Linked DNA regions of Mus musculus: region 1 is linked to region 2. The links are chromatin loops, found by intact Hi-C in ENCODE. Cell type or tissue: gastrocnemius. All regions are shown on one strand. Each heading gives the region's core, and the rest is flanking DNA. Links, peaks and the distances in the headings are about the cores only.

What was found. A loop is a pair of places that touch in the nucleus more often than their neighbours do. Peaks named below come from ENCODE experiments on the same cell type or tissue, not always from the same donor. Only the 100,000 strongest peaks of a DNase experiment are listed, where the experiment ranks them.
Region 1: it touches region 2 in a loop (6-fold over the local background); 8 of 42 quality-filtered maps call a loop at or near these places.

What each region holds. Positions count from the first base shown.
Region 1 is chr9:37,112,178-37,117,548 of GRCm38, forward strand. All of the region lies in intron 1 of Pknox2 (Pbx/knotted 1 homeobox 2), which reads right to left. Among named protein-coding and RNA genes, the nearest start is that of Pknox2, 32 kb to the right of the region's middle. In gastrocnemius, for the core only: a CTCF peak has its summit at 2,295 (motif pointing left); a DNase peak (open chromatin) is centred at 2,959; H3K27ac peaks cover 1,872 bases.
Region 2 is chr9:36,968,212-36,973,582 of GRCm38, forward strand. Pknox2 (Pbx/knotted 1 homeobox 2) reads right to left here. Exons shown (of 13, transcript NM_001029838.2): 4 at 167-275. The coding sequence starts at 253. Among named protein-coding and RNA genes, the nearest start is that of Gm34652, 3.2 kb to the right of the region's middle. In gastrocnemius, for the core only: CTCF peaks have their summits at 754 (motif pointing left) and 2,642 (motif pointing right); DNase peaks (open chromatin) are centred at 724 and 2,632; H3K4me3 peaks cover 345 bases; H3K27ac peaks cover 3,326 bases.

The DNA.
Region 1 (5,371 bases), core at 259-5,258, 140 kb after region 2:
TCTGGATATCTAATTGCTTCTTTTTCTTGTTTCTTCTTTGTGTACAATCGCTTAACAAACTGCACCCAAAAGCAAACAACAACCAAAGAAACAACAACTGCCAACCAACGACCCACCATGTTTCTTGCATTTTAAAAATGCTTCTTCTGAAAAGTCCCCAGAATGCCAAATGTCACACAATCGCAGAAACTATCTGCAGCTAGCAAAATCACAATCCTGCTAAAGCATGGGGCAAATTGTCAGCTGCTGTGGACAATCTGAAGCAGCCCCATATCCCACACCTGGTATTTAAACAAAACCATATTCTTATAATAGCCCTGTGGTTTTTTTTTTTTAAAGAAACCAACATTCCAACTACACACATACCTAAACACAAACACACAAATAAATAACTGTCTTTTAAAGGAAGTGGGGCTGAGGGTGCAACTCGGTAGTCCAGCACATGTCCTAGGCATAGCACCATTTTTTAAAAAGTCAAAAATGCAGACTTCAAAACTTAACACAACTTAAGTATGCCCTGGTATCTTCTGACTTGCTTCTTTTGATGAATGGGTGACCAACATGTAACCAACAGTCTCTGCACCTGACATTATGTTGAGTTTAGAGGATAGGCAAGCACAAAGGAGCAGCACCTACGTTTGAGGGATTCATAACTATGTGTGCTAGGCACCTGGAGGATTCACAGTGTGATCCAGCATCCGTGCCACTTGCAACCACAATTTCTGTGCCCCTTAGACCTGCCACTTTAACATTCATTACACTTTTAACATGTGACTCACTCGTATGTTAATATCAAGAAACACTGCTTTAGTGATCTCCTCTTCCCTGAAGATCTAACTCCCCAAATAAAGCATGCCTACCCCTTGGTCATCCTGCCATAAGCCACGCGTACCCTTTTCAGAAAGGACTAGCCTTTGTCCTTATCCCTGGCTCCCAGCTGATTGTGTCTAGCTTTCGAGGGACTCTAAAGAGAAAACTGAATTCTCCACTAGCTGATTTTTTCTCTTTGCTCTGTGGACCTCTGGCAAAGACAGTCACAGAGGCTCTAAGCAAAGGGTAGTATAGATTGTTTCCCCTCCCCACCTCCCAGATCCTAGGACTCCCTCAACCCTGACCCCAGTCCCCTGGGAAGAGGGAAAAACTCAAATGTTCAAGGGAAACCCCAGCTTGAGCAAATGCAACTTGGTTAGAAAGGATTAGTTCAATATCCCTCTGGAGAAGCCACAATTTCCACAGTCCTGGGTTTTATTCATTGCTTTGGGAGACTGAATAGCCATGGGTGGGTATACATGACTCAGTCTCATAGCACACAGGTGGAGTAGAACAGTTTGATGACCCAAGGCAAGCCTGGCAGAAAGATTCAGCCTGCATTTACTATTACTTTATCTGTAACCCAAGCTGGCCTGGATCTCATATGGACCAAGCAGCCCCTGAATTTGCATTGATATCCTGCCTCTGCCTTCCAAGTACTGGAATTGAAAGCATAAACCTAGCTTAACCATGCTGTCAAGGACCCCTAGAGGGAAGGAAAGAACAACTGGGGTTATAGTTTGAAAACATGGACCTTTTTCAGTGACTGAGAAGGAAAGTGTTTCCTTAAGGAAGAAAGATGAACGTTTAGCTGTGTAGTCCTGACAGAATATTCTACAAGTTCTGCCCATTGCCTGACCCCTGTGGTCCTCCCATTTCCCTGCAATTGACCTGAGGGTCTCATGAAAAAAGTTGAGCCTAGAGGATAGAGGTGAGGTTCAAGGCCCAGGCCCTCCCTGTCTTATCCAGGTCAGGGGGGTTTCTGGACAATATATTCAGGGGGCCGGAGTCATGGTTACCAGAGACCAGGGAATTTCAGCTAGGACTGAAAATGAAGATCACAGAAGGAAAAATTCACCACAGTGAAATTCCATTATGAGGGCCATATATTTACAGACTTCAAATATTTTACTTCATAATAAAAGAGATTTTTAACTCCCCAAACACCTGGCAGCTGAGAGTGAGGAGGGGGCAGGAGTATGAGAAATGAATTCACCCATTTCCAAAAGGGTTTTCTAAAACTCAATGTTTTAAAACATTTTTTAATTATTATTTAAATAACACCATCAAGGGAAGCGCTTTCCAAAGATCTCCATGGAAGTGGGCATGAGCGTGTCTGCCCTAGAGGTCCTGCTGTCCCATCCCACAAACTCACCCTCCCCACAGCCCTCACAGGGCTCTCTAATTTCTCCTTTAGCCTGCGCCTCCACTCCAGCCTGTAGCTGGACAGAGCACAGTTACAGATAGCCATAGTGTCCCCTGGAGGTGACTGAGCATGCTGTCTGTCTCCTCTAGCTAGCTCCAGGGAGTGTGGGTGGTAAGGTTGGCTCTGGGCTGCAGTTTGGACTTCTCCCTCTGTGGTTCACCTGAAGACGGCTCTGTCCTCTCAAGAGACATGTCCTCTTCTATGTGTCAGTGGAGGGACCTCACCCAAGGAGGTTACAGGGGGCGCAGGCTCAGAGAGGAATGAGAAAGGGTGGAAGGAACCCAGAGACTAGCAGCCACCTTGCCCCACTGCATCTAACATTTCCCCAGGACCCACGGATACCACAGTTAATGCCTCTAGAGGGAGTGGAGGGCAAGGAGGGTCACAGCTGCAGCTGGGCTAGCCCCAGCCTCCAGCACATCTAGAGTGAGATGAGGGAGAGCTCTCAGAGGGATGCCATTCAGACTCTGTCTTTTGGGGGGAAAAAAGCCAAAGAAAAACATGTATTTATAACATGAACTTCCCTCCTCTCTTTTCCCTCGGCTAACTGATTAATTAAATGAATACAAAGGCCGTCTTGTTGGGAGCCCCAGCCCCATGGACCCTCTGTGTTTTCTTTAAGCTGGCCTAGCAAACAGGAAACAAAAGGCTTAATTCTGTCTGGTTTCATGAAGGAGGCTGTATGTCACAGCCAGAGGCTGGGGCTCTGCCAGACCCCGCAGAGCAGCCACAAGGCTGCTTGAGACCCCCCAGCCCCCCAGCCGAGCCCACCACCTCCCAAACACACAGTCTTCTCTGACCCTTGGCTCAAACTAATCTAGGCTAGCTCCTGGGGAAATGCCTACACAGCAGGAGGAACAGAAAGGAAGTGGGGAGTGTTCAAGAGGAGACTCTGGAAGAGAAACTGTGAAGATGTGGGGTGGAAGAATTTGGTGCCCACGGCTGGGGCCGGCCGGCCGTTTCCATCAGGAAACAGGGAAGGGGCTAAGTGTAAGGCATCACCAATGATGCTGCTTCTGTTCTTCCAGGCCGTAAGAGCCTCTTCCAGGAGAGACCATGGAATAATCTCTTTTCATTATTTTTATTTTATTATTTTGTGTATATGGATGTTTCACCTGCCTATATGTCTATGTACCACATTCGTGCCAAATGCCTGCAGAATCAGAAAGGGACATTGGCTGCCCTGTAACTGGAATCACAGATAGTTGTGAGACACCATGTGGGTGCTGGGAATTGAACCTGGGTCCTTTGAAAGAGCAGTGGATGCTCTTATCCACTAAGTCTTCTCTCTGGTCTCAATACTATAAAAAAAAAAAAAAAGCCTTAAACAGACATTGCTGTGGAGAAATAAAATAAGCTTTTTTGGGGGGGAGGAGTCTTTTTCTTCCATTCCTCTTTTAATTTTTTCCTTTTTCCCCCCTGTACTGTGTCTCTCAAGGTGCAGGAAACCAGACTCAGGCTTTTGTACTTCCTACAAATTCTCTACCACTGGCCTGTATTTTGAGCCTGACACGTTGCTTTCTTTTGCAACCACTGATTTGACCTCCTAATTTAATTGGACGGTAAATTTAATTTGTCCTAGTGAGTGTGAGGGGCGGGGGCTGGCAGGGACAGCTAGACAAGGGTGAACGTGAAAACAAAGCTTGGGGAAACCTGGGTTAAACCCTGCCAGCAGTTCTCCAGTGTCTGCAGAACACACCGGAGGCTTCCACACTGGTTTAGAACAGTTCCATCAGTCCCTAGAAAGTCTCAGAGGAACCAGCCTGATCCGTTGAGCAGAAGTACACATCAAGTCATCGCCTAAAACTGGACTTGGGGTATGGGGCGGGGGCAGTAGACAGCCACCCAGGAAAAGAAGAAAGGAAAGAGAAAAAAGGAAAAAGAAGAGGAAAAGGAGGAGGAAAAGGAGGAGGAAGAGATGGAAGAAGAAAGGGGTGGGGAGAAAAGGAGGGAGGTGGACCTTCAGTTGGCAAACCCCACTTCTGTGTGAAGTAAGAGTGGAGATGACCTATGCTGAAGTCACCATGACCCCTTTCCAGGAGTCTCTCCAGATCTTGGAACAGATAGCTACCACGAAAGCCCAAGGCTGTGTACCAGCTCCAGAGAACTGTCCGGGGACCCTTGTTTCCCTGTCAAAACCATAGGCAATGCCTCTTTTGCCTCTGCTTGGTCAGGGAAGGGTGGTAAAGCAGAATGCTTTCACCAGTATGCCACACTCCCAGCCTCCCAGCAGAGCTTCGGCAGGCAGCTTAGGACTCCAAGGAAGACAAAGGCTAGAGCTTGCCCCCTGCATAGCTGTGGATGCCCAGGAAAACGGGGGCTCAGAAGGAGATCTGGAGGCCTAACTCTTGGCTTAAAGGACCTGGTAGGGAGGTTCTAAGATCCTGTGAGCAGTCAGGGGGAACCGGAGGCTGTCTTTTGGCTTGCTGCTCACCCACCCATATAGCCTGGGCAATCATTAAGTGAATCTGAAGGTCACTGTATCTATAATTAATTGAGAGATGTCAGCTCCCTCCCATATGAGATGTAATGAGCAACACAAGGACCAAGGTGTCCCCAACCATTATCATCCAACTATTTCAAAGCCCCACTTTCCTTGGTAAGGGAGGTCTTCGAGACAAAGACCTTCAGTGCAGTGCAGTGGGCAGACATCTACTGAATGTGCAAAACATGGCTAGTGAGCTGAATTTCTAATGTGAGTTCATTTGAATTCATTTAAATTTGTCTTTAAGTAGCCACACAGCACTTGCAGGAGGGCACGGTCAAATAATCTCGGGGACGTACCTTCTCCATGCTGAGATACTAAGAGCTAATACAGCAGCCTTTTCTCAAAGTCGTGGTTGTGGAAGGGGAACTCCCGGATAAGTAGGAAAGGTGTCTTTCTTTTTTTTTTTTTTTTTTTTCCATTTTTTATTAGGTATTTAGCTCATTAACATTTCCAATGCTATACCAAAAGTTCCCCATACCCACCCACCCCCACTCCCCTGCCCACCCACTCCCCCTTTTTGGCCCTGGCGTTCCCCTGTACTGGGGCATATAAAGTTTGCAAGTCCAATGGGCCTCTCTTTCCAGTGATGGCCGACTAGGCCATCTTTTGATATATATGCAGCTAGAGTCAAGAGCTCCGGGGTACTG
Region 2 (5,371 bases), core at 209-5,208:
CTTCAAGGATCTGCATGCACCAGACCAGACTCTCGAGAAGCCTCCCCGAGGCTGACAGGCAGGCTAAAGCTGAGTCAAGACTGTGGCCTGGGAATATCCCAGTTCCACACCCACACGAGGTTTTCCAAGGCTGCCGTACCTCCCCACTCTTCCCTGGCGCACTCACCTGGGGGCTGTCCTGGTAGGGTGGGGGAGGGACATTCTGCGTGGCCATCATTGTCAGAGCTGGGGCTGGGGAGGCATGTTGCATCATGGGATTGATTCACATGGAGGATCTGTGGGCAGAAGAAAAGGGGCCGCACAGTTAGTACAGAGTCCAGGCAGCCCAGGGGACTAATCAGCTCTACATTTTTTCCCCTAACCTGGAACACCTGGAGTTATGGGACATGCAGGGACTGGATGCAGGTTCTTCAGGGGAACAAGTCAGAGGCCAGGTGGAAAGAAGTTTGCTGTGCTATTTTGACTCAAAAGAAATAATATTCAAATTATATGTAAAACAATCTGTACCCCTGCAGTGATGCTTGGCTCGGCATCAACTCGGGCCTGGTTGGTAACGGGGAGGCAGTGGGTAGCTTGACCAAGGCAGGCTTGCTTCATCTCTCTGCCTTTGACAAGGGTGCTCCTTGCTCCACTCTTCACCGGCATTCAGACCCATCAGCATTCCCCTGAGCCCATCCGTTTCCAACTTCAAGGCTCAGGGTCTCCAAGCACCTGGCTTACCCTCCCAAGTGTACTCATTACACCCCCTAGTGGTAGCAAAGGACACGGGCCATCAGCCTTCTTCAAGACTAGTCCAGAGGTGGTCTGCGTGGAAGTTTTGGGGAAGGGAAAAAAACAGAAGAGTGCAGACACCAGGACTTTCTTCTGTTTGGGTTCAATATAGAGTTGCCAGTATGTAGAGGCAGAATTACCAAATGGATGGCCTGCTTCTTACATAGGAGACAGGCCATGAGGAAGTGTGTGTGTGTGTGTGTGTGTGTGTGTGTGTGTGTCTTTACAGGTCTTCTTCACTGCATTCCACTCCACCTCATCATCAGTAAATGAGCTGCCCCTTGGGGCCTCAAAATTTCTCCTTGAACTAGACCAGGGTTTGTAAGCAGAGACATCCTGGCAATGCCACCCAGGGAAACTGAATGCCCGGGGAGATGCTGAGTTGCAGTGGATGCCTTGAAATATTTAGAGCCAGCCACTCACAGGCTAGATACTGATATAGCACTGCCCAGCATGGGGAAGGAAAACCTGAAGAACACAGAGAGGGGGAAACTCTCTCCAGGGCAGAGGGGGCTGGTGAGCTAGAAGTCTTTGGGATCCAGTGTTCAGATTTCCCTGTCTCTCCCTGAAGGTACTTGGGGCCTCTATCAGGTCTCCCCTAGCAACCTAAAGGAATAGAGGTGCCATTCAAAAAAAAAAATATTGATCTCAGGAGTGTGTGTGTTTTGTCGTTATGTTGTTGTTGTTTGTTTGTTTGTTTTGTTTTGTTATTGTTCTTTTCAGAGAGGGAAAGAAAGAGCTACCCTGACCTGACCTGAGTCTCCAAAGTACCAGGCATGCTTTGACCTCAAGCACACAAGCAAAGCAGAGGGGTTTCATGCTTCATTCAGCAGATGCTTATCACAGATCCACTCTGTGCAGGGAACTGTGCTAAGGAGTGAGGCAGGATGGGTGAATGAGGCCAGATCTTCTCTCTGGGGTGGGGGGTATGGTTGGTGGAGGGAGGTGATAATTTGGCAGGAAGGAAGAAAGTAAAGTGGGGACCGGTGAGGATAGTGCTGGCCAAGCATCTTGGCTACAAGGCTTGTCCTTCTCTCATTCTGACCCGCCTCAGCAGACTGACCACTGGGCTTGCCTTGTGTCCATCTCAGTGATGGACACTGAGACCCAGGCTATCCTTAGCACAGGAGCCTAGGAGAGAGCAGAGTGTGGGAGTCTCTCTCCTCTGTCAGGAAGACTATCAAGGTTTGTCTTCATTGCCCGGATTTGTGTGGATTGTCGCCAGTCATAGTAAGCAAGGGGAGACTAGAAAGAAATCCATAAGGAAAAAAAGGAAGCAGATTATTTCCTCCTCCTCCTCCTCCTCCTCTTCCTTCTCCTCTTCTTCTTCCTCCTCCTCTTCCTCCATGCTAGAGATGGACTCTAGGACTTTGTGCTGTTCTAAACATGTACTCCACCACTGACCTACACATCCCTTGCCCAGAGGAAAATGTCTTGAGATACTAGAAAGACCTTCAAAATGAAGACTTCTGAAGAGAGCTAGGTGAGGGGCACACATACTCCTAGCACTTGGGAGGCAGGTATAGTGCATTTCCAGGCCTCTAGGGTCTACATAGTAAGACCCTGTACACACACACACACACACACACACACACTCACACACTCACACAGATACACACACACATTCCCCAAAGACGATACTAAAACAAGTATATGAGTTCTCTCTTTTAAAACCCGGAAGAATAAGGAAATAGAGATCTTGAGAGATGTTAAGAACTCTGGAAGATAAAGTAACTTTGACTGGGCCTTGGTTCTGGAGCGCGGGGTGGGCCTGGCAGAAAGAGAGAGCCTGGGAGTGAGGAGTGCCCCAAAGCACCAATCTTTTTCAATGACTGAAAAGGCTGCAGGGTTGTAGTACCAGAAATCTCCAGAAGAGGGAGCACAGGGCAGAGACACTGCTACAGCAATATCCAGGAAGGTTTTTTTTTTTTTTTTTTTTTTTTTTTTTTTTTTTTTTTTCCCTCAGACGATTGGGGCAACTATTTAACACTGGGTTTGAGTCTTTTGGTAACTTCATTCCGTAAATGAGAAACTCACAGTGAAGGTAAGGCAAAGAAAGCTCAAACAGAAAAATTATGACTAAACAGAAAAGTCATAAATCTCCACTCTTTCCTTAATGCTCCCATAACGAAGGCAAGGGCTGTTTAGAGATGGTGTCACTTGATAATGTCTGTTGCAGAGCAAAGAAGGATAGCTGAGAATCCTAGAATCAACTATCCACGAGGCGAAAGCAGTTTTCAGTTCTGAGCCTGCCAGCTGTACAGCAAGGATGCTAGCTGACTCTGGCTCCTCCCCTTTTCTGGAGTCAACATAAAAGTTCCTAGGCCACTGCTGTTGCCCTCTAAGGATATTTTTTTTTCCTGAAAGAGAACTGGAAGCCACTTTAAAAAAAAGGCTTAAGTTACTTTCTCAGCCTAGACAAGTACAGCCACTTTTGGAAACTTGACCCAGGAGCTCAGTTGCCAAAGACCTCTATGCTCATCTGGGGAGTCTTGCTGTGTCCTTAATCCTTCGCACGCACCCCATCTTGCTTCACCCTGAAGGGGCATAAGCACCATCCTGGAGAGGAATGTAGGGATGTTTGTCATCCTGTCAGATGTAGGGTCTGGATGTAGGGAAGCCCTTTAGCAATAGCTGGGGGGTCTTGGATCTTTAGGGAAACCTGCCCTATATGCTTTCTTTGGTAGCAGAAAGAGGACCAGTTCAGAGTTTTGGGGCTCCAGAGCTTTCTTCAGAGGTTCTGTGGGGTCACTGGCCCTGTCCAGAGACCCTCTCATTTCTGTCATTAGATGTCACCAGGGCATTCAAGGGACCACAGCCAATGCCACAATCAGAGAGCTCTGAGGAACATTTACGCTGGAGAATTGCTTGGTCTGGACTCAGCTGAAGAATTTTCCCTTTAATGCTGAGACCTTTATTACAAGACATGGTGGGGAGGAGTGGTGGTGGGGGGAACCCTATGCAGTACTCAACTCCACAAGATATCCAGGAGGAAGTAATTTGTATCACTGATACTGTCATTGAACTGGTCCAAAGTGCCATTTTGCAGACTCAGGAGCCAAATGAGGTCATGGGAGACTGGGGCCCCAAAGGTGGGTACAAAAGAATCTTCACTCTGAGAAACAGGAATGTACAGCTAAGGGGTGCCCCCTCTCTGTGCCTTCTTAGCACTAGCTCCCCAGAGTCAGTGCCATGATGCCCTCAGACTGGAGCACAAACTCCACTGTGTTGACAAACATAGGCTTAGGGAAAAAATTGCCAAGCTCGTTAGAAGGAGCTCATTAGGACTTGTTGACATGAAACCCATTAGACCAATTAACATTCCATTAACGGCCTGGGGCACCAAGGGGTTAATGCTGCCGGGCAGTAATTGGGCAGGGGTGTAGGGGTTGGGGGCTCAAGGCCTTAAGGATGAGAAACAAAGTCTAATTGGGAACTGTCTGGCCAGCTGGCCTGACAGCATTTGTTCCTGGCCCCTGACCCTAACTGGGACTAAATTGTATCCTAGTATCCGGCGTTGAGGTAGAAGAAGGAAGGAAAGTTCAAATTTGCTCTGACCCCTTCCTGTCATGCTCCTTCACTCCAGACTGGAGACTGGGCAGGTGGATGGCATAAAGAATGGGGGGGGGGCGGGGGAGGCGGGGGCTTCCCGCCCTCTTCAATCCTGAGAGTTCTGTTTTCTTCATCTGTGACATTCTCTCCTTCATTCCCTCTGGTCTTGTTTTATTCATTTTATTTTATATTTTATTTTTGAAACAAGGGTCTTCTTCGATAGCTCAGGCTAGCCTCAGACTCACTATGTTTCTGCCTCAGCATCTGGTTTAAGAGCTGCGTCTTGTACATCACATCTAGTTGATTCGGTATCTTTTTCTAGCTCTGAGAACTGAGAGCCCTCTCCTATTCAGAAACTGGTTTTCTGTGACATTGCCTATTTTTTTTTCTAAGTAGAAAAACACAGGAAGTTTCAAAGCCTAATGTATCCCTGGAGTGTGGGGGTGTTCTGCCTACCTCCGTTAAGAGAGGCCCCCACCCCTAAGGGTTTCCTTGCTTTGGTGCCAATGGAGTCTATAGAAGTCTCACTCCATGACTGGGCCTACAATTCCCCATCTGCAAAACCAGTTGAATAAGATTTACAAAATCCCAGGATCTAGCCTGTGCTTGGGGTCCAAAAGTCTGAGTTCCACAACCTGTAGACTCTCTTGTGCAAGTCACTTCCACGTTTGGACTGTGAAATAAAAGAAGCTTCCAACATCTGCAAAATCATTGCGCAGAATTAGCTCTCCACATATGTTTATTGAATTGAATGCCAATAATTGTATTGTAGCTTCATTCCAAGGGTCAGTCAGTTCTCAGTTTCTCTTCCTCCCCCAGATCACTAGCAAGTGGCGGTGGGGTGGGAGTAGGAGAGGGAGAGCATCCTGAGACTAGCAAGTCAGGAATCCTCCATCATCCTATTCCATAGACTCCTAGGTTATTCCTCCACCTGCATCTCCAAAGCCTCCCCTATCCGAACAGCTGCCCAGACCAGCGGTTCTGACGTCTAGACAGATTTGTAGGAGGCTGAAATAACACTGTGAACACAGCAGGAGGGGGTGAATGA